Regions from separate parts of the Homo sapiens genome. Here region 1 is linked to region 2. A link is a contact called in ENCODE Hi-C or POLR2A ChIA-PET data. All regions are on one chromosome and are shown on one strand. Each heading gives the region's core, a stretch centred on a gene start or an enhancer-like site at or near the end of the contact. The rest is flanking DNA. Distances are from core to core; before and after follow the strand shown.

Evidence for each region. Hi-C counts contacts between places; a loop is a spot of excess contacts on that map. ChIA-PET counts read pairs that join two places held with the same protein, here RNA polymerase II (POLR2A). Pooled maps may share reads with other maps.
Region 1: a loop to region 2 is called in a pooled map, with 2.7 times the contacts of the local background. The contact joins two enhancer-like sites. A Hi-C loop is called at or near these places in 6 of 168 maps with a recorded cell type or tissue (PC-9, aorta, ascending aorta and 3 more) and 10 of 50 pooled maps. POLR2A ChIA-PET finds 5 or more read pairs at or near these places in 9 of 52 experiments (A549, AG04449, AG04450 and 6 more).

What each region holds. Positions count from the first base shown.
Region 1 is chr10:3,087,804-3,093,560 of GRCh38, forward strand. All of the region lies in intron 2 of PFKP (phosphofructokinase, platelet), which reads left to right. Among named protein-coding and RNA genes, the nearest start is that of PFKP, 23 kb to the left of the region's middle. RefSeq lists enhancers at 2,868-4,067, 3,548-3,747, 4,602-5,399, 5,369-5,488. Within about 2 kb of position 3,313, at least 20 of the 41 ENCODE cell types and tissues checked have a DNase peak (open chromatin) inside an H3K27ac peak, as active enhancers do.
Region 2 is chr10:3,033,198-3,039,314 of GRCh38, forward strand. No RefSeq gene overlaps it. Among named protein-coding and RNA genes, the nearest start is that of PFKP-DT, 31 kb to the right of the region's middle. Within about 2 kb of position 3,079, at least 2 of the 41 ENCODE cell types and tissues checked have a DNase peak (open chromatin) inside an H3K27ac peak, as active enhancers do.

The sequences.
Region 1 (5,757 bases), core at 2,063-4,562, 55 kb after region 2:
CAGTGTAGCCCAGGCACCTACCTCTGGGCGTCTTGGGAACATAAATTCTCATGGACCCTCAGACCGCCAGGACTTTGTATGAGTGGTGGGTTCTATAACCAGCTGTAGCAATAAATGTTGAATCCATTTATGGTATCATCATTTTGCTGTTACAGATATAAAAATCCTGTATCTTTCATTCTTTTTTTTTTTTTTTTTTTTTTACATTATACTTTAAGTTCTAGGGTACATGTGCACAACGTGCAGGTTTGTTACCTATGTATACATGTGCCATGTTGGTTTGCTGCACCCATTAACTCGTCATTTACATTAGGTATATCTCCTAATGCTATCCCTCCCCCCTCCCCCCACCCCACAACAGGCCCCGGTGTGTGATGTTCCCCTTCCTGTGTCCATGTGTTCTCATTGTTCAATTCCCACCTATGAGTGAGAACATGTGGTGTTTGGTTTTTTGTCCTTGCGATAGTTTGCTGAGAATAATGGTTTCCAGCTTCATCCATGTCCCTACAAAGGACATGAACTCATCCTTTTTTAATGGCTGCATGGTATTCCATGGTGTATATGTGCCACATTTTCTTAATCCAGTCTATCACTGATGGGCATTTGGGGTGGTTCCAAGTCTTTAATTCTAAGATAGAAAACACACTAAAATCTGTGAGTGTTTTCCTAACTGGGCAGCAAAGCCCCGGCTGACCTGGAGCGCGTTGCCTGGGGGTGATCCCGTCACCCAGCCGAGGTGACGGCTCCCACCTCTCTTTGCAGGGGTGGGTTTGATGCCGTGCACTCCCAAGGGCCCAGAGTATGGGTGCAGTAACACTCACTGCTTTTTAAAACATTTTTTATTTTTAATTATTATGGATACATAATAGTTGTACCTATTTATGGGGTACATGTGATTTTTTTAAAATTTATTTTATTGAAGTAAAATATGCATATATCATTTACCATCTTTACTATTTGTGGGCATAGAGTTCAGAAATATAGTCTTCTTCCCTTTTATCCTTGCTTTTCCCCACCCCTCCCCTTCCATACCTCTGATAATTGCAGTTCTCGTCTCTATGAGATCAACTCTGTTAGCTCCCACGTATGAGTGAGAACAGGCAATGTTTCTCTTTTTATGCCTGGCTTATTTCTTATTTCTTTTTCCATACAGAGTTTTGCTCTGTTGCCCAGGCTGGAGTGCAATGGCCCAGTCTTCGCTCACTGCAACCTCTGCCTCCCGGGTTCAAGCGATTCTCCTGCCTCAGCCTCCTGAGTAGCTGGGATTACAGGCACCCACCACCACGCCTGGCTAAATTTTTTTATTTTTAGTAGAGATGGGGTTTCACCATGTTGGCCAGGCTGGTCTCAAACTCCTGACCTCAGGTGATCCTGCCCTCCTGGGCCTCCCAAAGTGCCGGGATTACAAGCATGAACCACCACGCCCATATGCCTGGCTTATTTCACTTAACAGTAAAGCACTTTCATCCCCATTGCCACAAATGATGGGGTTTTCTCCTTTATGGGTGAACGGTGTTGTGTTGTGGGCGTGCACCACGTTTTCTTTGTCCATTTATCCGCTGACGGGCGCTGATTCCACACTGGGCTGTTGTGATGGGGAGTGAATGTAGGAGTGCGGAGGTCTCTTTCTGCCGATTCCCTTTCTCGGGGTATATGCCCAGCAGTGGGGCTGCTGGCTTGTGGGGGAGTTCTATGCATGTCATAGTCTCATACAAGCATGCAATGCATCATGATAAAATCAGGGTAAGTAGCATATCCATCACCTCAAGAACAATCATCTCTTTGTGTTAGGAACACTCCAATTTTACTCTTTTAGTTATTTTGAAATATTATTTTGAATATATATTATGTATATATTATTATACATTATGTATAATATGAATTATATATGTATTATACATATCGTATACAATGTTATACATTATGTATAACATTATTATATATTATTAAACATTATTATACATTATTAACTGTAGTCGCTCCATAGTATCACTCATCCCTGGATTTTATTCCTTCTATCTCAAACTGTTTTTTACCCATTAACCATCCTTCTTTACACCCCTGCTTCCTTCTACTTTTCCCAGCCTCTGGTAACCATCATTCTGTTCTCTGTCTCCACGAGATCAATCCTAACTCTGTCTTCATGAGATCAATTTTTTATTTAAGCTTAAATGTATGAGTAAGAGATTGCAGTATTTGTCTTTCTGTGCCTGGCTTATTTCACCTAATTTCTGCCTGTTCCATCCATGTTGCTCAGAATGACAGGATTCATTCTTTTTTATTGGCTGAATAATATTCCATTGTGTATCAAGATGTGGAATCAGTCTAAGTGGCCATCAGTGGGTGCGTGGATAAAATGTGGCGTATATACGCAATGGAATATTTTTAAGCCATTAGAAAACCTGCTTTTTAAAATCCCAAGTCTTCTGAGTCCTGGCCTGCCTCTCAGACCTGGGTTTTGGGTGAGCCATCGTGGGCCTGCAGGACGTACTGCAGTGACTGTGGATGCATAAATCAACCTTTCATTTCTGTGTGCTCATCTGTGCAGTAGAAATGGTGTTTGCCCTCCTGTCTCCCTGGTAGAAAGGACTTGGAAAAGTCTGAGACTAACGGGGCAGAGGAGCTGTTTGACTGCTTTTCAGGGATGAGACGCGCATGCCTTTGACTCCATGGGTGTGTGGCCAGGTAGGGAAACGGGGTCTGCACCTGAACACATCTATTCACAGATGGCTCTGCACTGAAGAGGCTCAGCCCCCTCCCCGGCCTGGTCTCTGCGTCATACCCACAGGCTGGGCTTCTCTCTGAGTGTCAGGGCGATGGCATCTGGGGTGGGCAATTCTTGGTGGGCGGTCCTTTGACTCTCAGGATGCGGAGCAGCACCCCTGTGTCCACCTACCCCATAGTCATGACAGTCAAAGATGTCCTTACAGTATCTCCAACATCGGCGAACGTCCTATGGGGGGAAAATCACTCTTTTGGGGGACCGCTGTTCTAGACCTATTTGGGCTCAAATTGAGGGGATATTATGTTTTATTTTTTTAAGGATGACTCAGTAATTTATCCAACAGATTTTTTTCACCTATACTCTAGTTTCTAACCTAGAGCTCTCTGGGTTACCAACAGACCAGGACAGTTAAACAGGTTACTATTAATTAAAGGGGTTTGTTTTTTCCTTCAGTAGTGCATGTGTGAAGAAAGTATTAACCTGGGAACAGTGGCGTTTCTGCTGAAAGCCTGGCCTTCATCGAGGGACCTCTGCTGTCTGGCCGCTGCTTGAGCTCCTATAAACCTGGGCCAAGCCTACGTGTGAAGCATGCCAAGCCTTGGGCTGCATTCCAGGGAGACTCGGGGAGGGTTTGCCAGTTAACCCATTCCTTTCTACCTGGTGAACCAATTGTTGCTTCTTTCTTTTTTCTCTTAAGCTAAGGTTTTTCCTTAGAAGCCTACAAATGGCTTTAGCTTCTTGGAGATGATGATACTAAGTATATCAGATGCTTTGACCCAAAGGCCATGCCCAGGGTAAACTACCCTGGCTCTGGTGGGTCCAAACCAAGCTGGGGCGAGTCAGTTGGTTAATCCAGGGCTGCCACTGTGTCTGCAGGAAACAGTCGGCTCCTTGCATTTGGTTTCATTCATGAATTTCATATCCTGTTGTTGAATATTCTTCTGCAGATTTCAGAAATTGTTCATATTATTATAGCTCTTCAAATATGACTCACTTAAGATTCTTGCCGAGCACCGTGGCTCATACTTGTAGTCCCAGTACTTTGGGAGGCTGAGGCGGATGGATCCTTTGAGGTCAGGAGTTAAAGACCAGCGCGGCCAACATGACGAAACTCCGTCTCTACTAAGAACACAACAGGTAGCTGGGCGTGGTGTAATCCTTGGAAGGCTGAGGCTTGAACTCAGGAGGTGGAGGTTGCAGTGAACCTAGATTGCGCCACTGCATTCCAGCCTGGGTGACAGAGCGAGACTGTGTCAAAAAAGAAAAAGAAAAAAGTCTTTTATCTTAATTTTTTGTTTGTTTTAAAGTTTGGTTCTGCTCTAGACAGCTGTTTGTAAACAATATCAGAGCTGTCTTTGTCATAGTCCACACCCTAAAGAAAGGCTAGGAATAATTCTGATCATTTTATCGCTAGTTTTTTCCATGATTAAAAATAACACATTCAAAAGGTGTCAGATAAGTGATGCCTTTTTATGTTGAAAGGATAAAGGGTGTTGGTACAGCATCAGCATCCAGCCTCTGGTCTTCCCAGATGTGCTGCCATGGAGCCTGTGCCACCTGACCCCCGCCACCGGCCCCCAAGCTTAGCTCAGGTGCCCGAGGGTCTCCATCTCCCCATGGCCCCCGGTCAGCAGCCCTGTCCCTGCACCCAGACTGGCCAACCCTTCTGAGCTTGAAATATCAGCATGTGATCTTAGCTTCCCTTGTTTCAGCCCTGAGCATTACAGCTTGACTTACTATACCAATAAACAAACCATTAACTTATCAATGAATTGATTGGCATCATGCTTCCCTTCTTTAGTTGGTCTCGTGGAGGTAGAGAGGAGGATGTAGATAGCAGAGGCTGGGAAGGGGGTGTGGACAGGAGGGGATGCAGAGAGGTGGATGGGTGCAAACATATGCTTAGATAGGAGTAGGTTCCAGTGTTGATAGCGGAGTAGGCTGGCTGTGTTAGCAACAGCGTATTATATTAATGTATTTCAGAGCAGCTGGGGGAGAGGACTGGAAATGTTCTGAATGGGTTGAAGTTAAAAATACCCAGGGTGACAGACACCCCAGTACCCTAATTTGGTCATTACAGGTTCTGTGCATGCAACAGATACTCACATGTACCCCACAAATATGTAAAATTATATGTGTCAATAAAATTGAAAAAATATGGGGGAAAAAAACCTTTCCCTTCCTGATAGAAACCCTTCATTCTTCATTAGCCATAGGAAATATTTCTTTTGGGTTAAAATGAAGCTCCTGCTTTTACAATTTTTAAAGTGAGAAATCTCACACTTGTGACCCAAAATAAACACCTTTTCCCCAGAAGTGCTGGTGCTCCCCTGTCTGAGGAAAGGGGTGTGGGGGACCTCTCCTAATCTGGAGGATGCCTGAGCTGCTGGGATGTGTAGATGGGGGTGGCCACGGAAGCCTGAGCTCCTGGGATGTGTGGATGGGGGTAGGGGGGTGGCCATGGAAGCCTGAGCTCCTGCTCCTGGGATGTGTGGAAGGGGGTGGCCACAGAAGCCTGAACTCCTGGGATGTGTGGATGGGGGTGACCACGGAAGCCTGAGCTCCCGCTCCTGGGATGTGTGGAAGGGGCTGGCCGTGGAAACTAGTTGGCAAGACAAAGAGCAGGTGACAGCATTGGCCCTGACTTCTGGGACTGTGTCTGATTTTTTTTTTTTTAAATCTCTGTCTCACCCCTCCCATCCCTGACTGTCACCCCCACCTTCCCCCAACAGTGTTGAAAGACCAAGCAAGGTTGTCCACATCCCGTTCAGTCACATCTCTTTGATGTTTTAAACATAACTATTTCTGCCCATTAACTTCCTTGAAGTGAAAACTACTCAACCACTCCACTTCTGTCTAAAAATAAGTGATGCTTGAGCACAGCACTGTGCAGTTTCTTACGTGTAGCTGTTCCCGACCTGACTCTACAGGGTCTTTACCAGAGCCCATGCCTTCCACTAACACGCGTGCGTGCTCACCGAGCTGGCTGACTCCTAGAAGACCAGTTGAGGTGGCCTGGTTCTGCTCTGCAC
Region 2 (6,117 bases), core at 1,829-4,328:
AAGACTCACTCACCCTGTGTCTCGCTCAACCAAAGGATGGACATGTCTGATGCATAGAGATACGGCAGTCTATATTTATTGAAGCTGGTAGGATTGGAAAACAAAACAGCATTCAATTATTGACCCAATTGTTTGTGGATGGGGTGGTGATTTCCAGGTCTCTTGTTTGTAGCCACATTTTTTCTATCCCTGTTTGCCTTATTATTAATATTTAATCGATCATTATTAAATAGGTCCTACCAAGTGCTACTAAGAGTCAGGTGCCATCTGTAGTGTTTGGTGTATTTTTTTCTAATTATGTCATTATCCCTACAGGTTGACTTATTTTTATGTCACAGATAAGACAAAGACTCAAAGGAAAGTGACCATGTTTCTGAACTTCGCCCAGCTAATAAGCAGCTGAGCTCAATTCAAACCCAAATCTGGCTCAACAGCCCAAACTCTTTATCCAGAAATTACGTTCTATTACATTTAGAAATATAAAACCAGATCAGGCAGGTGGCTCACACCTGTAATCCTGGCACTCTGGGAGGCCGAGGCAGGCGCATCACTTGAGGTCAGGAGTTCGAGACCAGCCTGGCCAACATGCTGAAACCCCGTCTCTATTAAAAATGCAAAAATTAGCCAGGTGTGGTGGTGTGTGCCTGTAGTTCCAGCTACCCGGGAGGCTGAGACAGGAGAATCGCTTGAACCCAGGAGGTGGAGGTTGCAGTGAGCCATGATCATGTCACTACACTCCAGCCTGGGTGACAGAGTGAGACTCCGTCTCAAAAACAAACAAACCAAAAAAAAAAAAAGAAAGAAATAGAAAACTGACTGCATATCAAGAGGTCCTTAAGAATAACAGCAGAGGCTGTGCTGCAGCCCATGGCCCACGAGCCCAGGGAGGCACAGCCCTGGTGCCATGGACAAATAGGCAGATGGCGTCTCTCTCAGTGTCCTTGTCCAGTGAGTGGGAACACTATGGCACTTTCCTCATGAGGTTATTAGGATGATTACGTAAATTAGAAATGCTAAAGGGCTTGGCGTGGTGCCTGGCACACAGCACAACACTTACAAAAAAAAAATCAGTAAAATAGAAATGTCAGTACAAGAGACAATGCTCACATTGGGATCATGTTACTGAGACCTAGTATTTGCCAGTACCAAACTTCTTTAGGAGAAGATCCCCAGACTGACCAATAGGATTCTAAGTTAGGTCATATTAGGATCTGCCCAGGACTTGCTGGATGTAATTAGTAAAGGTGACCAACTTGGGAGAACAAAAGGTTGTTCGTGGACATTCTTTTACCTTCTATAATAGATAAAGCCTTGTGTTCCTCAGTGCACCCACAGAACTCTTGTGAAAGGAGACTTTAAGGATATAAATTATCTTCTGGATCAAGCATGACTGATTTTTAGAAAAAAGTTTCAACGATGTAAAGGTCAGACATTCATGGTATTCTTGTTCAACAAAGTAGACGCTGAGATACAGTGAAGAGGTATTGTTGGAAGTTCCTCTTTATTGCTATATTATTTTAAATAGTTTTAATAAGAAAATTTGAGGAAACTGAAGTAGTCAAATGAGTCAAAATGCCCGAGTCTTCTGAAGATTAGGAAATCCATGATTCAGGAAAAATAGTGACCCTAATTATTCTCCAGTGGTTTTGGTTCAGCAGTTAATTCCATTTCTCACTGCGATTAAAATAGCTAAAGCTGACAACATGTGCTTTGCATGCCAACTATCTCAACTTCCCCTTCTACAAAAGTAAAACAACCCAAAATTAATAAACAGCAACATTCCAGTGTCCTTCACGATAACATTGAAGCCTGCCCCCTCCTTTAACAGTAACATTGATTGCTCCTATGTCTTGGAGCGTCTTTTCTTAAAAAAAAATTTTAAAAAAAAGTTTGAGTCAAGTCATTCATTTACACATCTGTAGGGGGACTTTTCCTTTCCTTCCACCTCAGTATTTATGGGCCTAATTTATCTATAAACATAGGGACCTCATATCCAGAGAGAACTCCCAGCACCAAAAGATATTCATCAGGATTCAGCATCATCTCACGGAGCTCATTCCAAGAGCTCGGAGTCTTCATTAATTCATTCCCTCTCCAAAGCAAACGTTGTCTTCATTCGATGAAGAGAAACACTTAGGACTGAGTAACGATGGTTGTGAAAAATAAAGCAGCATCCTTATGTATTCGTCTGCTCTCACACTGCTAACAAAGACAGACCCAAGACTGGGTAATGTATAAAGCAAAGAGGTTAAATGGACTTACAGTTTCACGTCGCTGGGGAGGCCTCAGAATCATGGCGGAAGCTGAATGAGGAGCAAAGTCATGTCTTATGTGGCGGCAGGCAAGAGAGCATGTGGGGGGGACGTCCCCTTTATAAAACCATCAGATCTCGTGAGACTTACTGTCACGAGAACAGCACGGGAAAGAACCCTCCCCCATTTTTCAATTACCTCCCACCAGGTCCCTCCCATGACACATGGGGATTATTGCAATTCCAGGTGAGATTTGGGTGGGGACACAGAGCCAAACCATATCACCTCATGTACCACAACACCCTTAGTCAGGAATCTTAAAGACCAATTTCTTAAGGTAGTTTTTAACCTGATGTTTTATATTCCTTGACACCACATCCTTCACTGCTAGATAATGTCAACCCAGTATTTTCAAAGCAATTCATTTAAGTCAAGCTTCATGAAAACAACAACTATACTGGAACAATTGTTTCCTAGTAGTCAATAGAATATGAGCTATAAAGATATTAAGTAGATTCTGATCCCATTCACTCTGTTTCTCTCAGAAAAAGATCAGTGAGAACTTTCTCTTTGGATCAGCCAGGAATGCTCTCTGCTGATGACATTTTTGTCTAAACCCCACTCAATTCTCAGACCTCGTCCACCCTGAAATATCTGCTTCTCCTTTCAAGATATTTATTTCAACATTTAATTGTTGCTTATAAACTTATTCAAGGTATGGTCTGCATATCCAGGGATGAATGCTGAGCTGTGTAACTCCCCTGCCAGCCCTGAGTAGTTTTGGAATTATGCTTCTCTAACCCGGGCATACTTGTCCTGTGTTCCCCGTAGGCGGTTTGTTTTCATCTCTCTACCATGGCAATGAGGGTGGTGTTTTAGGCTCACTTTTACCAGGAAATCACTTTCTAGTGAGAAGAGGAACTGAAAATGAATCCTTCGTTTTAGTAGCACCATGATGTGCCTTCTGTGATAACATTAGACTCCTCTCTCTGTCTCTTTCTTTCACACACACATATACACTCATACACACACACACCAGTACTACCAGGAACATTTAATCATTTCAAGCTCAATGTCACACGGGTTAAACATTATGAGAAGACGTCTAAGACTCCATGATTACCTTTACATATTGGCTGACCAGATGTATAATGGGAAGCATTCAGTGGAGGATTTTATGTGACATGATTGCCTTAGCATCACAAAAGAGAGTTTCAACCTACACCATGATGGATAGCTACTTGTGTCTTCATAGTGCAACACCATCTGTGCAGGGAAATGGTCCACTTCAGAGAGAGATTTTTCAGCAAATTTGAAATGTAAGATTCTGAAGAAAAACATTGTTCTGCATTTACAAATTACTCATACTGTGCATTCATTATAATGAAGCCATGGCTGTGTAAGGTACTTCCTGCTAAAGGAGAATATTTTGTATGAATATGTTATCTTATAAACCCTTAAGCAAGAAGGACCCATTTTGTTCCCAAAGCAAATATTTCGATGCATAAGATACAGAGGCACACAGTCTCTAGCCTTAAATGTTTCTGTTTGAATTTGATAGTTCGTAGGGTACCCATGTTTCCACAGCATACAGAATGTGTGACATATATACTTCTAGTTTGGTTTGCACATATTTCCCTACTAAAGAAAGGAATACTTGTTGGAGAAGTGTCTTATAATGAACGTTTTTATTCTTATTTAGGCATGGTGAAGCCAATATGTCAGGAGACAACCATCATTTAAAAGGTAGTTTGTTACTTTCAGTGTCTAAGAGGAGGGTGTACACCAAGCCTGGCAGGAGGGTACCTGGGGAGGCACCACGGTAGGTCAGGAGGCAGAAGGGGTTGGGGAGAAACATGGGCCAGAGCCTCCCTTGTGGTTTCCCTGGGAAGGAATGGAGAGGCAGAGTGACAGGCTTGGGGTTGGCTGATTTGAATCAGTTCAGAGGCTCCGGACACGGTAGCTATCCCTGCTTGTCTGGCACCTGGCATTGGGGTGCAGGGCAGGTGGATGGCAGCCTTGGAGCATAAGAGCCCAGTGAAAGAGATGGTTGGGGGTATTGCCTCTGGATTGGTTGGTTTGCATCCGAAAGGTGAGTTGTTTGGTCTCCAGGAATGAGTAACCCTGGGAGGGGTGTTCCTCCAGAGTCCACAGACCCCAAGATGTCAAAGCATCACAATAAGAAGGTGCATTTAATACAAGAAGGATGAGCACATGAGCTGGCATCTATGGTGGTCATATCCCTTCGGAGCATTAGATAACAAGTCTTCAAGAAAGGAGGAGAAAATGGACTTCAGGGAATGGTAAATATGCGTGAACAATACACTAGCTCATGGCTAGGGAAACACAGGAGGAGGAAAATGTGGGAAAACAGCAGTTCAGGAGAGTGGAAGTGTCCCTAATGATGTGACAGGCTAGGATATTTCCGGCTCTGGAATATCCACCTGGCTTCAGAACTGAGGCTGATAACAGTAGCCACAAGTACCAAATATTGAAAAATTAAAAATATATACTTTTCTTAGCCATTCCATAAGAATAAGAGAAGGGGCCGGGCACTGTGGCTCATGCCTGTATTCCCGGCACTTTGGGAGGCCAAGGTGGGCAGATCACGAGGTCAGGAGTTTGAGACCAGCCTGACCAACATGGTGAAACCTCATCTCTACTAAAAAAAAAAAAAATTAAAAAATTAAAAAATTAGCCACGCATGGTGGCGCACACCTGTAATCCTAGCTACTCAGGAGGCTAAGGCAGGAGAATCGCCTGAACCTGGGAGGCAGAGGTTGCAGTGAGCCAAGATCGTGCCACTGCACTCCAGCCTGGGTGACAGAGTGAAACTCCATCTCAAAAAAAAAAAAAAAAGAAGTAAAGTTAGATCATGAATAAAAGATTGGCAGCCAAATACCTTCTGTTTAAATAGAGATAAGCCTGAAATTGTGGTTTATTATAAAAGCTTCATTTATCAGAATTGAGATGCTGCAGAATGACTCTTCTAGAATTGCCAACTTAGATTCATAATTTGTGTCCAGAGTCCACGATGAACCTTCCTGGGGGATGGAGGGGGCATGAGGAACCTGGCCTTGGAACCAGAGAGCATGCAGGCTTCCATCCTGTCCCCTCCAGCACCACCATATGACCACTTGAAAGGCACTTACCTCCCTGATCCTCAGCACGTGGGCCCGGAACTCCAACCTTTTAAGACCCTTATGAGGCTTAAATGAGATCACACACATAAATCCTGCAGACCATGCCTTGCACCCAGAGTGTGCCTCCACACACTTCAGCTCTGTTCATATGACAAAAACATAATCCTATAATCCTCACAAAATTACCCATGTCTTCTTAACTATAAACCTGATACATTTCTCAGGGGATAAGCAGAATAACCTAGCAAAAAAGGGGTCACAGTAAAGGTTAATGGAACAGCCCAAAGTCAAAGCCAGTGGAGCTACAAGACATGAACCCCTAAGGAGAAGAGCAGTTACAATGTGTGTGCCTCTGTGCAAGTCATTTTACACATAGCAAACTCAACAAATTGGTTACTGTGGAAGGAAATCGAAATGCTTCTAAAAACCAAAAAAACAAACATAAATAAAATGTGAAAGACGGCACCAGAAATCATCCATGTATTTTGCTGCTGATATGGTTTGGCTGTGTCCCCACCCAAATCTCATGAATTGTAGCTCTCATAATTTCCATGTGTTATGTGAGGAACTGGTGGGAGATGATGGAATCACGGCGGGGAGGTTTCCCCCATAATATTCTCGTGGTAGTGAATATGTCTCATGAGATCTGATGGTTTGATAAGGGGTTTCCCCTTTCGTTAGGCTCTCATTTTCTCTTGTCTGCCACCATGTAAGATGTGCCT